Regions from separate parts of the Homo sapiens genome. Here region 1 is linked to region 2. Evidence: read pairs that join two places in POLR2A ChIA-PET (ENCODE). Cell type or tissue: PC-9. All regions are shown on one strand. Each heading gives the region's core, and the rest is flanking DNA. Links, peaks and the distances in the headings are about the cores only. Region 1 overlaps LOC105372926 (a long non-coding RNA gene). Region 2 overlaps LYPLAL1 (lysophospholipase like 1).

Region 1 (8,349 bases), core at 134-8,133, 590 kb after region 2:
GAGCAGAACTAAATGAAATTGAAACAAAAAAATATATAAAAGATAAATGAAACAAAAAGCTGGTTCTTTGAAAAGATAAATAAAATTGATAGACCATTAGCAAGATTAACCAAAAAAAGAAGAGAGAAAATCCAAATAACCTCACTAAGAAACAAAACAGGAGATATTACAACTGACACCACTGAAATACAAAAGATCATTCAAGGCTACTGGGAACACCTTTATCCATATAAACTAGAAAACTTAGAAGAGATGGGTAAATTCCTGGAAAAATAAAACCCTCCTAGCTTAAATCAGCAAGAATTAGATACCCTGAACAGACCAATAATGAGCAGTGTGACTGAAATGGTAATTTAAAAATTACCAACAAAAAAGAAGTCCAGGACCAGATAGATTCACAGCAGAATTCTACCAGACAGTCAAAGAAGAATTGTTACCAATCCTTTTGACTCTATTCCACAAGATAGAGAAAGAAGGAACCCTCTCTAATTCATTCTATGAAGGTGGCATTACCAAAACCAGGAAAGGACATAACCAAAAAAGGAAACTACAGACTGATATCCTTGATGAACATAGATGCTAAAATCCTTAACAAAATACTAGCTAACTAAATCCAACAACGTATCAAAAAGATAATCAACCATGACCTAGTGGGTTTCATACCGGAGATGCAGGGATGGTTTAACATATGCAAGTCAATAAATGTGATACACCACATAAACAAAATTTTTAAAAATCACATGATCATCTCAATAGATGCAGAAAAGCATTTGACAAAATCCAGCATCACTTTATGATTAAAACTCTCAGCAAAATCGGCATACAAGGGACATATCTTAATGTAAAAAAGCCATCTATGACAAACCCACAACCAACATAACACTGGATGGGGAAAAGTTGAAAGCATTCCCTCTGAGAACTGGAACAAGACAAGGATGCCTGCTCTCACCAGTCCTCTTCAACATAGTACTGGAAGTCCTAGCCAGAGCAATTAGACAAGAGAAAGAAATAAAGGGCATCCAAACCGGTAAAGAGGAAGTCAAACTGTCACTGTTTGCTGACAATATGATCATTTACCTTGAAAACCCTAAGGACTCCGGAAAGCTCCTAGAACTGATAAAAGAATTCAGAAAAGTTTCCAGATACAAGATTAATGTACACAAATCAGTAGCTCTTCTATACACCAACAGTGACCAAGCAGAGAATCAAGTCAAGAACTAACCCCTTTTACAACAGCTACAAAAAATAAAAATAAAATAAGATACTTAGGAATATACCTAACAAAGGAGTCGAAAGGCCTCTGCAAGGAAAACTATGAAACACTGTTGAAAGAAATCATACACGACACAAACAAATGGAAACACATCCCATGCTCATGGATGGGTAGAATCAATATTGTGAAAATGACCATACTGCCAAAAGCAATCTACAAATTCAGCACAATCCTCATTTGAATACCAGCCACCATCATTCCTTACAGAATTAGAAAAAACCATTCTAAAATTCATATGGAACCAACAAAGAGCCTGCACAGCCAAAGCAAGACTAAGCAAAAAGGACAAATCTGGAAACATCACACTACCTGATTTCAAACTACACTATGAGGCCATAGTCACCAAAACAGCATGGTACTGGTGTAAAAATAGGCACATAGACCAATGGAACAGAATAGAGAATCCAGAAATAAACCCAAATACTTACAGCCAACTGATCTTCGACAAAGCAAACAAAAATATAAAGTGGGGAAAGGATACCCTTTTCAACAAATGGTGCTGGGATAATTGGCTAGCCACATATAGGAGAATAAAACTGTATCTTCATCTCTAACCTTATACAAAAATCCACTCAAGATGAATTAAAGACTTAAACTGAGACCTGAAACGAGAAAAATTCTAGAGGATAACATTGGAAAAACCCTTGTAGACATTGGCTTAGGCAAGGATTTCCCCACCAAGAACCCAAAAACAAATGCAATAAAAACAAAGATAAATAGCTGGGACCTAATCAAACTAAAGAGCTTTTTCATGGCAAAAGGAACAGTCAGCAGAGTAAACAGACAACTCACAGAGTGGGAGAAAATCTTCACAATCTGTACATCTGACAAAGGACTAATATCCAGAATCTACAATGAACTCAAATAAATCAGTAAGAAAAAAACAAACAATCCCATCAAAAAGTGGGCTAAGGACATAAACAGACAATTCTCAAAAGAAGATATACAAATGGCCAACAAACATATGAAAAATGTTCAGCATCACTAATGATCAGGGACATGCAAATTGAAACCACAATGCGATACCATCTTACTCCTGCAAGAATGGCCATAATCAAAAAATCAAAAAACGGTAGATGTTGGCGTGGATGTGGGGACCAGGAAACCCTTCTACACTGCTGGAGGGAGCGTAAACTAGTACAGCCACTATGGAAAACCGTGTGGAGATTCCTTAAAGAATTAAAAGTAGAACTACCATTTTATCCCGCAATCCCACTGCTGGGTATCTATCCAGAGGAAAATAAGTCATTAACTGAAAAAGATACTTGCACACACATGTCTATAGCAGCACAGTACACAATTGCAAAATCATGAAACCAACCCAAATGCCCATCAATCAACGAGAGGATAAAGAAACTGTGGTATTTATATGCAATGGAATACTACACAGCCATAAAAAGGAATGAATTAACAGCATTTGCAGTGACCTGGATGAGATTGGAGACTATTATTCTAAGTGAAATAACTCAGGAATAGAAAACCAAACATCGTATGTTCTCCCTGATATGTGGGAGCAAAGCTATGAGGATGCAAATGGATATGAATGATACAATGGACTTTGGGGACTTGGGGGAAAGAGTGGGAGGGGGGCGAGGGATAAAACACTGCAAATATGGTGAGTGTATACTGCCCAGGTGATGGGTGCACCAAAATCTCACAAATCACCACTAAAGAACTTACTCATGTACTCATGTAACCAAATACCACCTGTACCCCAATAACTTATGGAAAAATTTAAAAAATAAAAATAAAAAAGTGGATGGCCAGAGCTTTGTTAGAGAGAATGCTGGGCCATATTCAGTTGGGGTATCCAATGAGTCTCTGGGATGACAGCAATAATCTGGCCTTCTTATTTCTCCAGCTTCACCTCACACCATTTCCCATCTTTTTTAAATTGTTGTTCTAGCCATATTGCACTGCTTTGAGTTCCATTAATCTGGTAATCTTTCATATCTCTAGACCTTTGGATCTGTACCACTATCCAAAATGCCTTCCCCAAGGTCCTTTCTCTGCCTGGTTAAGTCCTACTTGTCTTTCCTCTGTAATAATGAAGGTAATATTAGCATATACCTCAGAGGGTAATGTGAGAATTAAGAGAGATTATCCATGTTATGTTCTCAGAACAGTATCTGACCTCTCATAAGTACTCGACACATTTTAGCAACGGTCATTACCCTTCTTTCCAGATTCAGTTCAAGTGTCACCACTTATGGGAAAACGTTCACGAATCCTTTCCTCCCTATTGGTTGTCTATCCTATGTATACACACTGCATACTGAACATGTCTCTGTCATAATGATAATAATAATAACAATAATAATAAGGGCTAGCATTTATTGACTTCTATGTTCAGACTCTGCTCTAACAACATTTAATCTTATACTACTTCATCCTCACACGAACATTATGAGGTGTTTGAACTATTAGTCCCATTTTAGAGAAGAGCCAAGAGACAGACTAAGCTACTTTCTATGGTGTAACAGCTAATAGAAGGCTGAATCAAAACTCAGCCACAGTTTTCTTGTTTGAGAGTCAGTGTCTTATACTTTATTTACGTGGGATTTTATTTGCTATCTTGTTGTTGCTATTACTCCCTGTTATCTTGCAAGTTTTTCAAAAACAGGGATCTTTATTTTTTGTTGTTATTGCTGTTTTACCCAGACCCAGGCCCTTTGTCTTGCACAAAGCACTTGCTCAATAAACGTGTGACAAATTAATACAGACACGAATTTCCACCACACGAAGAGTGAAATGAGGACTAAAGAGTCTTATCAAAATAAGTTGATTCAGGAGAGCAAGGAGTTTATGGCTCCCATTTCCTGCCCACATTTTATGGTGAAGACCAGGATCTGGATGATGAGAGGTTCTGCCTGACTAAAATTCAGCTGCAAATACAGCCTTATAATCCCCATAAACAAAGACGTGGTGTAGTCTATGGCTGTGCAAATCCAACAGAGGAAAGTAGTTGGACAAGAGATGACTCTTCCCTGTGAAAGAATCTATTTAGCAAGGAAACCAACCATAGAATGACTCATGCCTGGATTGCCTTACCTCTCCTTCCTGCCAATCCACGTCCATCACTGCCTTGAACTCCAAACGCCCCTCCAAGGTGTCCCTGACTCACCACACTCACATGAGAACATGTGCTGGCCACATTCCTACAGTTCTCGGGAAGACTATTTAGACCACATTAGTGTGCCCTTGTTCATATGCTAATTCCAATTCATCCTCTGTGTTCAACCATTGTAGCTTGTCTCCTGGGTTCAGTTAGAAACAACAAAAGCTTAGTTGCCTAGCCTGGCCCATGATAGACCCTCAATAAATACTGGATGAACAGATGAGAACAAAAACATGGAACTGATTCAATGCAACTCCCTCTTTTTGTTCCCATCCTACCCATACATTGACTTATCATCAGCATTCTGACAAACCCTGGAACCTACATTCCATTAGAACATTTATTGCTCTCTGTTGTAATTGTACAGAGCCTTATAATGTAAATGTAATTGTAACCCAACCCTCTTTTTTTTTTTTTTTTGAGACGGAGTCTCACTCTGTCGACCAGGCTGGAGTGCAGTCGCGCGATCTCGGCTCACTGTAAGCTCCACCCCCCGGGTTCACACCATCCTCCTGCCTCAGCCTCCCAAGTAGCTGGGACTACAGGCACCCGCCACCACACCCGGCTAATTTTTTCTTTTTTTTTTTGTATTTTTGGTAGAGACAGGGTTTCACCGTGTTAGCCAGGATGGTCTCGATCTCCTGACCTCGTGATCCGCCCACCTCGGCCTCCCAAACTGCTGGGATTACAGGCATGAGCCACCGCGCCCGGCCTCCCAATCCTCTTTTTGTCCTCAGTAGCAAATATGAAGCTGTTACATACAGATACTGAATAAAGGTTAAGTAAAATCCTTCACTCATTCAACAAATATTTATTACTCTAAGCTTGGTGCTAGTATATCAGACCTAAAATTTAGAGTGCCACCTTAACATCTTTGAGCCGAGATGTTAAGGTGGCCCTTTAAATTTTAGGTCTGAGCCAGGTCCCAAAAGGCCTACCCATGAGTTCTCTTGCTCTCACCAGATATACCCAACCCAGCAGGAAACAGACCCCATTCTGCTAGTTTCCCACCAGCCCAATCATCTTAACCCCATTCAGTTTTCAACTTAGTGGATTTTATCTCCCTAACAGCACATGAAATTATTCAAACAAGCCAATCACATCCTCGCTTGGTAACCAGGGGTCACCTCACCCTGTTGATACTACAAAGCCTGCCTCCCACAGTCCCTGCCAGCTCATTCTTCCTGAGTGCAACCCCATTGGCCCTGCATGGCAGGCAGTGTCCTCTACCTCCAGAGTGAATAGATGTGACTATTAAACTGCTGTCACCCTTATCTGCCCAGTGTCAAGTGTCTCGTGCATGACTATCTCACACTATGTGGAGGGGGATCCCTCCTTTACCACTGGGATAAATAGGATGTAATCAGAACAGTTAGATGCCGGGAATCAGCTATAATCACGTTAAGTGGGCCCCTCCCCACTAAAATCTGAGGTTCCTGTTCCAACCAGATGACAAATTTACTGACTCCCTCTCTTGAAATGAACCCTGAATTCCTAAGAGGGAAGCTATCAATATGGGAGAGGAAAGAGAATAAGCCTTTAAAGAGAAAGGGCTATGGGGAGGGGCAAGGTCTGGTAGGGGTAGCTCTAGCCTGGGCAGGAGGCATCTAGGCAGTGTTGTAGGCTCTGAGAATAGAATAAGGAATAAGGCAGAATTCCTGCCTTCAAGGTAACCATGTTCTAAGAAAGGGAAAACAAATTACAATAGCAAATGAATAAATAACATAATTTTCAGCACCACAAAGATAAAAGAGGGTAATGCACTAGAGCAGAAATTAGCAAACCATAGCCTCTGGGTCAAATCCAGCCCACTGCCTATTTTGGTGCAGCTCACAAAGTAACATTTTAAATGATTGAAAAAAAATCAAAAGATTAATACTTCATGACATGTACAAAATTCAAGTCTCAGTATCTGTAAATAAAATTGTATTGGAATATAGCCATACTCACCCATGTAGGAATTATCTACAGCTGCTTTCACACTACAGTGACAAAGTTAGGTTGTTGTGACAGGTCCTGGATGAACTGAGAAGTCATAAGTATTTACTATCTGACTCTGTGAAGAAAAGGTTTGCTTACTTCTGTCCTAGAGAGTCACAGGGGTGGGAATGGGAAGCAGAAGGCTGGCAAGGGCTGCCTGCTCCAAAGAAGTGACTCGAATTGAAAGCTGAACAATGACAAAAAGGAAGCCAAGTGGAGGCCTGGAGGGAAAATCTTCCAAGCAAATCAGCAAATACAAAGATGTCAATGCGGGAACAAGGTCGGTGAGTTCATTCATTCCACAAGTCATCTTTGAGACCAACTCTATGCCAAGCACTGTTGCAGCTATTGAGGATAAAGCAGAGACTAGGTAGAAGTTGAGTATCCCATAGACAAAATGTTTGGGACTAGAAGTATTTTGGATTTCAATTTTTGGAGGACATTAGAATACATGCATTATATCTGAAATACTCCAATGAGCATTTCCTTTGAGCATCATATCAGTGCTCAAAAACATCACATTTTAAAGCATTTCAGATTTTTGATTTTCTGACTGGGATGTCCAATCCCTGCAAAGATTCGTCTAAGAAGAAAAATCACCAATCATGTGGGAGGAAAATCGGAAGAGTGTGGTACCCACGAAGACCAGATAAGAAAGTGTTTTAAAAGGAAAGTGAAACACCACAGTGTGTGTGACTGGTAGGCAAAGTAGGGAAAAAACATAATCAAATAGATGTGGTCAGATGGAGTCTCTAGGGACCTTAACAAGTGTCACAAGTGGTGGTAAATAGAATCTGTTTAGAATAAATGGAGAATAGAAAAGGACATGAGAAAGTGAAGATAACAAGTACATAGACAATGGTTTTAGCAGGTCTCTTAAAAGTAGCAAAGACTTGCAGCAGTAATTAGAGAAGAGTGCTGGGGAAAGGGCAGGTTTTAAAAGATGAATCTTATTAGAACTAGCTCATGTGCTGATTGGAATGATGCAGAAGAGGAGGAAAACTGGTAGTGGAAACAAGGAAATGGTAAATAAGGAGCCAAGTCCTGTAGAAGGCAAGAAGCAATGTGATCCAGGAGAGAAATAAAGGGAATATTACCTCTGGTGAAAAGGCCCATTGTTAGGTGATGATCTGTATCATCATCTAGATACACATGCAAGTACATGGGGCATACTTATGGACCTAACTCTCATCTTGTTCTTTCCATATTCTCTGGGAAGTATGAGATGAGGCAACCAACTCACAGCAAGAATGAGAAAGTGAACTGACTAGGGATGTTTGTAGGATAATCAGGCAGGGTGGAGTATCCAATTGAGATTTGTCATCATTACGCATTATGAGTATCTCCAATAACATGATTCAGGAAGAATGCCATCAGACCCTTGTGATTCTAAGTCCTGTGCCCTACACCATGAGATATGGTTTGGCTCTGTGTCCCCACCCAAATCCCATCTTGAATTGTAGTTCCCATAATCCCCACGTGTCATAGGAGGGACCCAGTGGGAGGTAATTTAATCATGGGGGCAGTTACCCTCTGTTCTCTTGATAGTGAGTGACTTCTTTTGAGATCTGATGGTTTTATAAGGGGCTTTTCCCCCTTTTGTTCTGCACTTCTCCTTGCTGCCACCATTTTTTTTTTAATTATACTTTAAGTTTCAGAGTACATGTGCACAATGTGCAGGTTAGTTACATATGTATACATGTGCCACGCTGGTGTGCTGCACCCATTAACTCGTCATTTAGCATTAGGTATATCTCCTAATGCTATCCCTCCCCCCTCCCCCCACCCCATGACAGTCCACAGAGTGTGATGTTCCCCTTCCTCTGTCCATGTGTTCTCATTGTTCAATTCCCATCTATGAGTGAGAACATGCGGTGTTTGGTTTTTTGTTCTTGCGATAGTTTACTGAGAATGATGATTTCCAATTTCATCCATGTCCCTACAAAGGACATGAACTCATCATTTTTTATGGCTGCAT
Region 2 (8,349 bases), core at 234-8,233:
AGACATTCATTCATGAATCCATTCATTCAAGAAATATATCACAGCCTCCATGTGTAAGGCACTGTTCTGTGCTCTGATCATACAGCAATGAAAAAAACAAATCACTGCTCTCATGGAGCTTATGTTCTAATGAAGTAAATAAATACTATAGTAGAAGGTAGTAAGTTTTATGGAAACAAGGAAAGCAGGATAAGGGGATTCTTCCATGGATGAGAAGTTGGAACAGTGTTACAATTTTAAATAAAGTAGTCAGGTTATGCCTCACTGCAAAGATGACAGAAGATGAAACTTCACAGCTAGACTTAGACTTGGCTTTAAAGCCAAGTCGGAGGCTCCAGGGTAGGGTCCTTGACATGTTCAAGGAACAGCAGTAAGGCTAGTGTGTCTGGAGTGAGAAGAATAGGAAGGGATATCCAAGAGGGTACTGGCATCCAGGTAGTGTAGGGCAGGGGTTGGCAAACTTTCTGCAAAAAGTCAGGTAAGCATTTTAGCTTTTGTGGGCCATGTAAGGTCTCTTCCCCATAGTTTTCCCTTCTCTCTCTTTTTGAGAAAGGAGTCTTTAATAATGTAAAACTCATTCTTAGCTTATCCTCCTTAAGGACCCTAGGCTGGATTTTGTCCTCCCCTCTAGCTGTCCATAGTTGCTCAATCAACCCATGGTATAAGACCTTGTATGCATTACAAAGAGGCACCTCACACTCAACCTGTGTATGCCTGTTGCTTATGTTTCCTGTCTAGGCAGGTGTCTAGTATTGTTCACCCAGTTACTCCGGCCAAAAGCCTGTTAGTCATCCATGAGACCTTTTACTGTTGACCCTTTATAACAAATCCGTTGCCAATCTCTATTAATTTTACCACCTAAATTTCTCTAGTATCTGTTTCTATCTACATCATCGCTGTAGTCTAAGCATGAACAGTAGTTTCCTAACTGATCTCTGTACATCTACTTTTGCTCTCTTTCAATTCTGTCTTGACACAGCTTCCAGATTGATCCTTTAGAATCATGCCAACCTTTCTGTCAGAAATATTCATGACTTCTTCATGAACAGATTTGTCACGTTCCTACAGTTTCTCTGGTCTCATTTTATAGACACTGCTCTTTTCATTCTCTGCTTTTCAGTTCTTACATGTCATACTGCTCCCTCTTATCCAGAATCCTGGCACCTGCCCTTTCCTCGCCCTGGGATACTTTTTTCTTCTGCCCTGCACTTCTCACCATCCTGTAGACTTTAGTTCAAACCATTCAGCAACTATATTTGGATACCCAGTTTTTGTCAGTCCTGTTCTAGGCACTATGTGAACAAATAACTCAGATAAAATACATCATAAACTTCCTCTTGCAGAGTTTATAGGCTAGTGCATTTATTGTTGAACTCCATAAACCCAGTCAGTTGTGAATAAAATAAATATTTGCAACACCAAGTGTCTCATTTTTGAAGCAGGTACATTTGCCTTTCACATTTATTTGTGTGATTTTTTGACTAATTTCTGTTTTTCACAATATGCTACACACTCCATGAGAATAGGGACTCTATTCCTCCCTCACCCCACCATCATTGCCTCTCTAGCAGTGAACACAGTGCTTGACACATTAACAGGGATTCAATAGGCAGTTTTTGAACTGATACCTTAATGAGTTAATTGATTAAAAAATTAAAGTTGTGACCTTAATTTCCTCCTCAGGACTCCATAAGATGGACTTATATTTCCTTCCATTTTTTTCTGTAAATACATATACATTAATATTTATATGGCTTTTTATTACTTACCAGCTTTGGAGTAGATAATTCTTCTTTTAGGTCATGTAAACATGTTGTCAAAATTAAATTATGATTTTTTCAAGTTAAAATAAAATTACACTGAACACACATTTTGGACTTTTTTTAACCAAGAAAATTAGGTTCTTCTAACTACAGAAGTTTAACAGTCACTTTAGGAATTTATTACTATTAAGAATATGATAAGAAATGACTATTAAAAGTCACATATAAATACAGAAATAAAATTTTTTTTAGAAAAATCAATTTATTTATTTATTCCTGTACTACCCACTAAACAAATTAGGTAACTTAAAACTTAAGCTTAAACAAGATCTTCAGAGTAATCAATGGTGAAGCCAGGAGTAAAATAATCAAAATTATTGCTAGTTATTGAGACCTAGTTAGTTAATTCATATTAGTAAGTCAGTTTCTATATGGTTATTATGATGTATGGAGCTTTTTTAAATCCTTTATTCCATCCTCTGTGTGACATAAAAGTTTTAGACTGCTTTGAAATGCATTGTATTACTAAAATATTTATTTTAATCTAGATTTTTTGATTCATCAGGTGATTCTGGACAAGGATTAAGAATGTGGATCAAGCAGGTTTTAAATCAAGATTTAACATTCCAACACATAAAAATTATTTATCCAACAGCTCCTCCCAGGTATGCAGTAATTTATCTCACTTGTCAATATAACTCTGTGGCATAAAATATATATAGAGAGATGTGCCAGCTAGGTGTTCTTTAAGCTTAATTTTGTATTTAACATACTTTAAATTAGAGTACTTTGTCCCCAGAATGTATTCTTTATTGCAGTTACACTGTTGGACCAAGTTTTGCCAGGTGAGTAATTTATTCCCTTTCTGTAAAGCATTCCCTAAAGCTCTGAATTTAAACTGTGTCCCAAGCATGGCTTATGTAACTCTGCTTCCTCTTGCCCTGCAGATTGCTCAACTTTCATACTTCTTCCCTACATTCACCCCAAAAGGAAACTTAATAACTCCAACAAGTATAATCTTTCTAATAATTTAGTTAAGCCAGAATTCATAATCTCTGGGAAAGGGTTTTATGGCATTCTTTCCACATTTAAAAGGATTATCAAGAAACAATGTTATGCTTTTTTAATCAGTAAACCAGAATAGGAAGATAGAATTGACTACTTAATAAATATTTAGGTTATATAACCTGTAGGTGTGTGCAAAAAATTCACAGTAATAAAACTGCTATAGTTTTGAGGTCAAACTACTCTTTGTAAATATTAAATTAACATCTGCATAGTCTTTTATTCGGAACACATGCCGTAAATCAGGGATTGGGATTTTTTTTTGGTTAAGTGAAATGATGTGTGGAGCTACGCCCCAATCTGATTTTTCTCATAATCTGTTCTTGATTTTTTTTTGTTTCTTTTTCTTCTTCTTTTTTTATTTTTTCCAGACAGAGTCTCACTCTGTTGCCTAGGCTGGAGTGCAGTGGTGCAGTCTTGGCCCACAGCAGCCTTTGCCTCCCAAGTTCAAAGGATTCTCCTGCCTCAGCCTCCTGCCTAGCTGAGAATACAGGCATGTGACACCACGCCCAGCTAATTTTAAAGACAAGGTTTTGCCATGTTGGCTAGGCTGGTCTGGAACTGTTGACCTGAGGTGATCCACTCACCGCGGCCTCCCAAAAGTGCTGGAATTACAGGCATGAGGCACTGCACCTGGCCTGTTCTTGATTTTTTTCTTATCAGGCATACTATGCAAATGCCTTGCTTTATATTTTCATTAACTTAGTATTAAGGAGAAATAAAACCAGAACTTCAAGGACGTTTTTATATGTACTAATAAGAATTTACTTACTTTAATTGATAGAATTGAAAAAGGGAGAACAAAATGATAATGTAAGACTGAAGACTCAAAGGAGTTATTATTTAAATGTAATTTTAATAGAGTTTAAAAGTTTGGTAATCTAGTTAAAAGACCCAATCACCAGTGGTTATTTTTGTGCTATAAATTGCATGTCTTTGAAAATGTCAAAAAAGCTTCTTGTTACTGATTTTTAGGATAGTTGAAGTTGGAAGGAAGAAACATAGTGGTATTTCTGCAGGGATGAAAGATAAGTTCATTTCTACCTAAATATAAATACAATTGTCTGATTAATCATAAGACCACTGAAAACCTTATTCTAGGAATTAATATTTTTTATCTTAAGAATTTCATGTCATTACCAATTGTGATAGGAATTCTAGGCAGTATTTCTCAAACTTTAGGCCAGAGTTATTTCAGAAAATCCAAAAATCTCCATGTGCACTAAGCATTATTTGTGGGTGCTGTTGTGATTTAGTAAAATATGAAATCATTGGACCAGCTTCATGGTAACTTTTTGTTACACAGTTTTATAACCAATAGCTATTTGAACAGATCATCGAACGTTTTAGACCATACTCACCAATAGAAATGTAATATGAGCTACATATAAATTTAAATGTTCTTGATACCACATTATAAAAAGGAAGAAATACGTAAGATTGATTTTAATAATATATTTTATTTAACCCAGTATATTCAAAATATTCAACATGTAATCGGTATAAAATTATTAAAGTGATATTTTATATTTTTTACACTAAATTTTTGAAAATTGGCATGTTTTACATGTACGACACATCTTACTTCTGATGCTAAATAATTACACTGAAATTAAATAGTAGTAAAAATTAGGTTCCTCAAGTTGCCCTGGCTACATTTACGTGCTTCATAACCTTATGTGGTTAGGGGCTGCCATTTTCTACAGCTTAGTTTTAGAACTTAAAGAGGAGTTCCCATATACAGTAGATTGGGAGCCACTGTTCTAGATCAAGTCATCATTTTTACTTATTGGTTTGCTCAAGTTTTCACTTATTAGTAGCAAAACATAGAAGATTTCCAACACATTACTTTAAATATTAAATTATTTAATTGCAATAGAAAATGAAACTGGCATAAACAAATTTGAGAACAAACATAGTTGACTCTTAATAAGCATAAAAAGCATAAGGCTCAGTTTGTGGGAGCAAAAGTGTGAGGGTGTGCAAGAATGAAGCCTCTTGATCTGGACCATTTGGTCTTCCATGGGCGTTAGATATAGGAATACATGGCTTTGGTTAATACTATGAGGCAATTCAGTGGAGGTCAGTTAAGAGAGATGATATCATACTTAGTATATTATAATTAGCTGATTTTTTTCCTACCTTATGCTGGACTAATTTTCTAGAGCAGTTTATATGATACTTACTTCTGTATCCCTACAGACACTGAGGGATACTGTATCTCTAAGCACTTAGCATAGAACCTGACAAATAGATGTTTAGTGAAGATTGAATAAATATCTTGCAGTATTTGCTTGTTGTTGTTATTTAAAATAGTGTAATAGGAATGAGTAATTGTGGGTATTTATATATAATACTAATATTTTAATTGTGTAATAGTTTATGCCTATGTGAGGTTTTAAAAAGTGTATTTTGTTGTGGTAAATAACCTAAGAATTGTTGTTCATAAGGGGTTGCAATTACTTGTCCTAAGACTTGACCCTGCAATAGATTGAGTGAGCACCAGATTATGGGCCAGTTTTAACTAATGAGTCTCAAATTGAGGAGCACTGCGGTATCATTAAGCCTGTAGCTTTTAACTGGTTTCCAGACTTCAGAATGCTGTTTGATAGTATTTTATTAGAATGCTCTGGCATTCATGGTGTACTTTGCTGTTTTAAGACTTCTGACTGGTGTTCCTAACACATTACCCTGTTTAGGCAAGCAGTTTGGGCATAGATTTATTGTCGTTGCTTTTGTAGCATAATATGGCTTCATTTGCGGTTTTAAGGATAGTTGCTACCTTCCATCTATTATGGCAATGTTTCTTGTGCTGCTAATAAGAGAGATTCTGGTGTCATCTACCTTGCTTGCTACCTTTCCGGTGACGTCAAAAGGAGGCATGTGATAGATACGTGCCTTCCTTAACTCTCACTCTTTTTAATGTGATTGGTACAGGATAAAAATGAATTTTAATAACCTTTTTAAAAATTTATCAAGGTTTCATGCTTTAACATGTTGCTACATACTTTCTGATATTGTCCACATTTCTGGTATTTATTCTCTCTCCTGATTTTTTTCTTTCACCACTTGTAAACCCATAAGTTTTTCTGTACTATGGATATTTCATTGACTATGTTATTCCTATAAGGTATATTGAAGATATCACTTGGCTTGTAAAATCATTCCATTGATGGCATGTAAATGATATTCAGGGTTTACCTGCCTGTTAGTTGGCCAGTTTTGTCCTAGAATGTATCTAATCTCTTGTTACATGGAAGTGATGCTTACTATTATGTGGCTTTACCCAAGCCAGTATTTATAGAAATGAGTGAAAATGAAATGTATAAAAGCAGGTTAAGCTTTATTAACTTTGGTACACTATGCCAAGCATATTTCCAGAGAGGCTGTAACAATTGACAGCCTCACCAGCAGTATTCAAGATTCCCATTTGTCTCACATCCTCCTGAACACTTTCCATTGTCTTTTTAATTTTAGCCAAACCAGTAGATGTGTAATGGTATCCTATTGTGATTTTTATTAATATTTCTTTAATACTAATGATGTTGCACACTGTTTTATGTGCTTATTGAGCATTTAAATATCCTCAAAAGAAATGCCCACTCAGATTATTTGCCCATTCTTTTATTTGGTCATCTTTTTCTATTGATTTGTTGGAGTTCTGTAGTTTTTTGGATACAGTTTATTATTGTTGTTGGATATATGAATACAAATACCTTCTCTTTGTGGTTTGCATTTTCACATTCTTAATGACATCTTGTGGACATAAGTTCTAACATGTTTCTTTAAAATTTACAGTGAAATACAGAAATTGTATGTGCATAGTTAATTTTGATAAATTATAGTACAGAGAATTTTGGTAAAATTATGCACCTATTTACCTCAATTAAGTTGGAGAATATTCTCATCACCCCAGAAAGTTTCCTTGTGCTTCTTTCAAGTCAACTCCCATCTCATGTATTATTGTTTGCATATCTATTACTGTAGCATAGTTTGGCTTGTTCTTGAATTTCAGTTAAATTGAGTCACTTAATGAGTGACTTAATGGAATCTTGTGTCTGGCTTCTTTTATTCAAATTGGTATTTTTGGGATTCATCTATATGTGTGTATCAATAGTTCAATTTTTAAAATTCTAAGTAGGTATTATATAAATATAACACAGTTTGTTTATTTATCTACTGTTGTTGCACGTTTGGATCATTTCCAGTTTTGAGATCTAATGAATAATGCTACCATAAATATTCTTGTTACACGTCTTTTTGTGAGCATAATTTGAATTCTTATCTAGACTCTATTCCATTGGTCTAATCTTATAGTAGTACAAAATTGTTGTAATTATCACAGCTGTATAGAAAATTTTGAAACCAAGTGGTGTAAGTTTTGCTCATTCTATGTTACTTGCATTTACGTGTAAATTTTAGAACCTGCTCTTCAATTTTACAAAACACCTGTTTGGATTTTGATTGAAATTGCATGGAATCTAGTTTGATTTAGAGAAAATAGATGCCTTCTAATACATACACATGGTATGTCTCACCATTTACTTAGGTCTTTATTAATTTCTCTCAGAAGTGATTCGGAGTTTTTAGTGTAGAAGTCTTTTGCTAAATTTATCTACAAGTATTCTGTTTCTTCATGTTATTGTAAATGGAATGTTAAAAAACTTAATTTTCAAATTGTTGCTAGTACAGAGAAATAAATTTTAGTTTTTTATTATGTCCTTGTATCCTTCTATCTTTCTAAATTCACTTATTTCTAGTACTTACTTAGTATATTCCTTATGAATTTCGTGTGTGCATTTTATTTCATTGTCTTGCTTTTTTGGACTTGTTTGAACTTCCAGTACAATGTTAAATAGAAGTGAGTACTTCCTTCCTGTGTAATCTTAGAGGGGAAGTGTTCAGTATTTCACTGTTAAGTGTGATGTTAGTTCTAGGGTTTTTTGTATATATGCCTTTTTTTTATATTGAGGACATTTCTTTGCCTAATTAGCTGAGAGGTTTCTTTGTGAATTTATCAAATGCTTTTCTGTGTCCTTTGAAATAGTCATGGTTTTTATCTTTCATTTTGTTAACACAGTGAATTACATTAATGGATTTCCAAGTCTTAAACCAACCTTACATTCCTGGGATAAACCCTTTTGTAATGTATTATCCTTTTTATATGTATCTAAATTTGTTTTGCTAATACTTTGGTAAAGAATTTTATGTCTGTGTTCATGAGGAATATTGTTCTGTGATTTTCTTTAATGCCTTTGAAAAACGTTATCATCGGGGTTATGCTAGTCACTTAAAAGCATTGGGAAGGATTCCCTTCTCTGTGTCTGAGTTTATGTTATTTCTTCCTTAAATATTTGATAAAATTCACTATTGAAATTACCTGGACCTGAGATTTCCTTTTATGAAGGTTTTGATAATGAATTCAATTTCTTTCATAGAACCAGGATATTCAGATTTTATATTTATTTTTAGGCCAGTTTTGATAATTTGTATTTCTCATGAAATTTGTATCTTTTTTCTG

The links. Peaks named below come from ENCODE experiments on the same cell type or tissue, not always from the same donor. Only the 100,000 strongest peaks of a DNase experiment are listed, where the experiment ranks them.
Region 1: POLR2A ChIA-PET joins it to region 2 with 8 read pairs; 1 of 35 experiments calls an interaction of 5 or more read pairs at or near these places.

Annotation. Positions count from the first base shown.
Region 1 is chr1:219,766,881-219,775,229 of GRCh38, forward strand. All of the region lies in intron 5 of LOC105372926 (a long non-coding RNA gene), which reads right to left. Among named protein-coding and RNA genes, the nearest start is that of SLC30A10, 160 kb to the right of the region's middle. RefSeq lists enhancers at 5,198-5,367, 7,076-7,135. In PC-9, for the core only: no CTCF peak of the experiment used is centred there; a DNase peak (open chromatin) is centred at 4,391; H3K27ac peaks cover 817 bases.
Region 2 is chr1:219,176,819-219,185,167 of GRCh38, forward strand. LYPLAL1 (lysophospholipase like 1) reads left to right here. Exons shown (of 5, transcript NM_138794.5): 2 at 2,329-2,428. Among named protein-coding and RNA genes, the nearest start is that of LYPLAL1, 7.1 kb to the left of the region's middle. RefSeq lists an enhancer at 745-1,034. In PC-9, for the core only: no CTCF peak of the experiment used is centred there; no DNase peak of the experiment used is centred there; H3K27ac peaks cover 766 bases.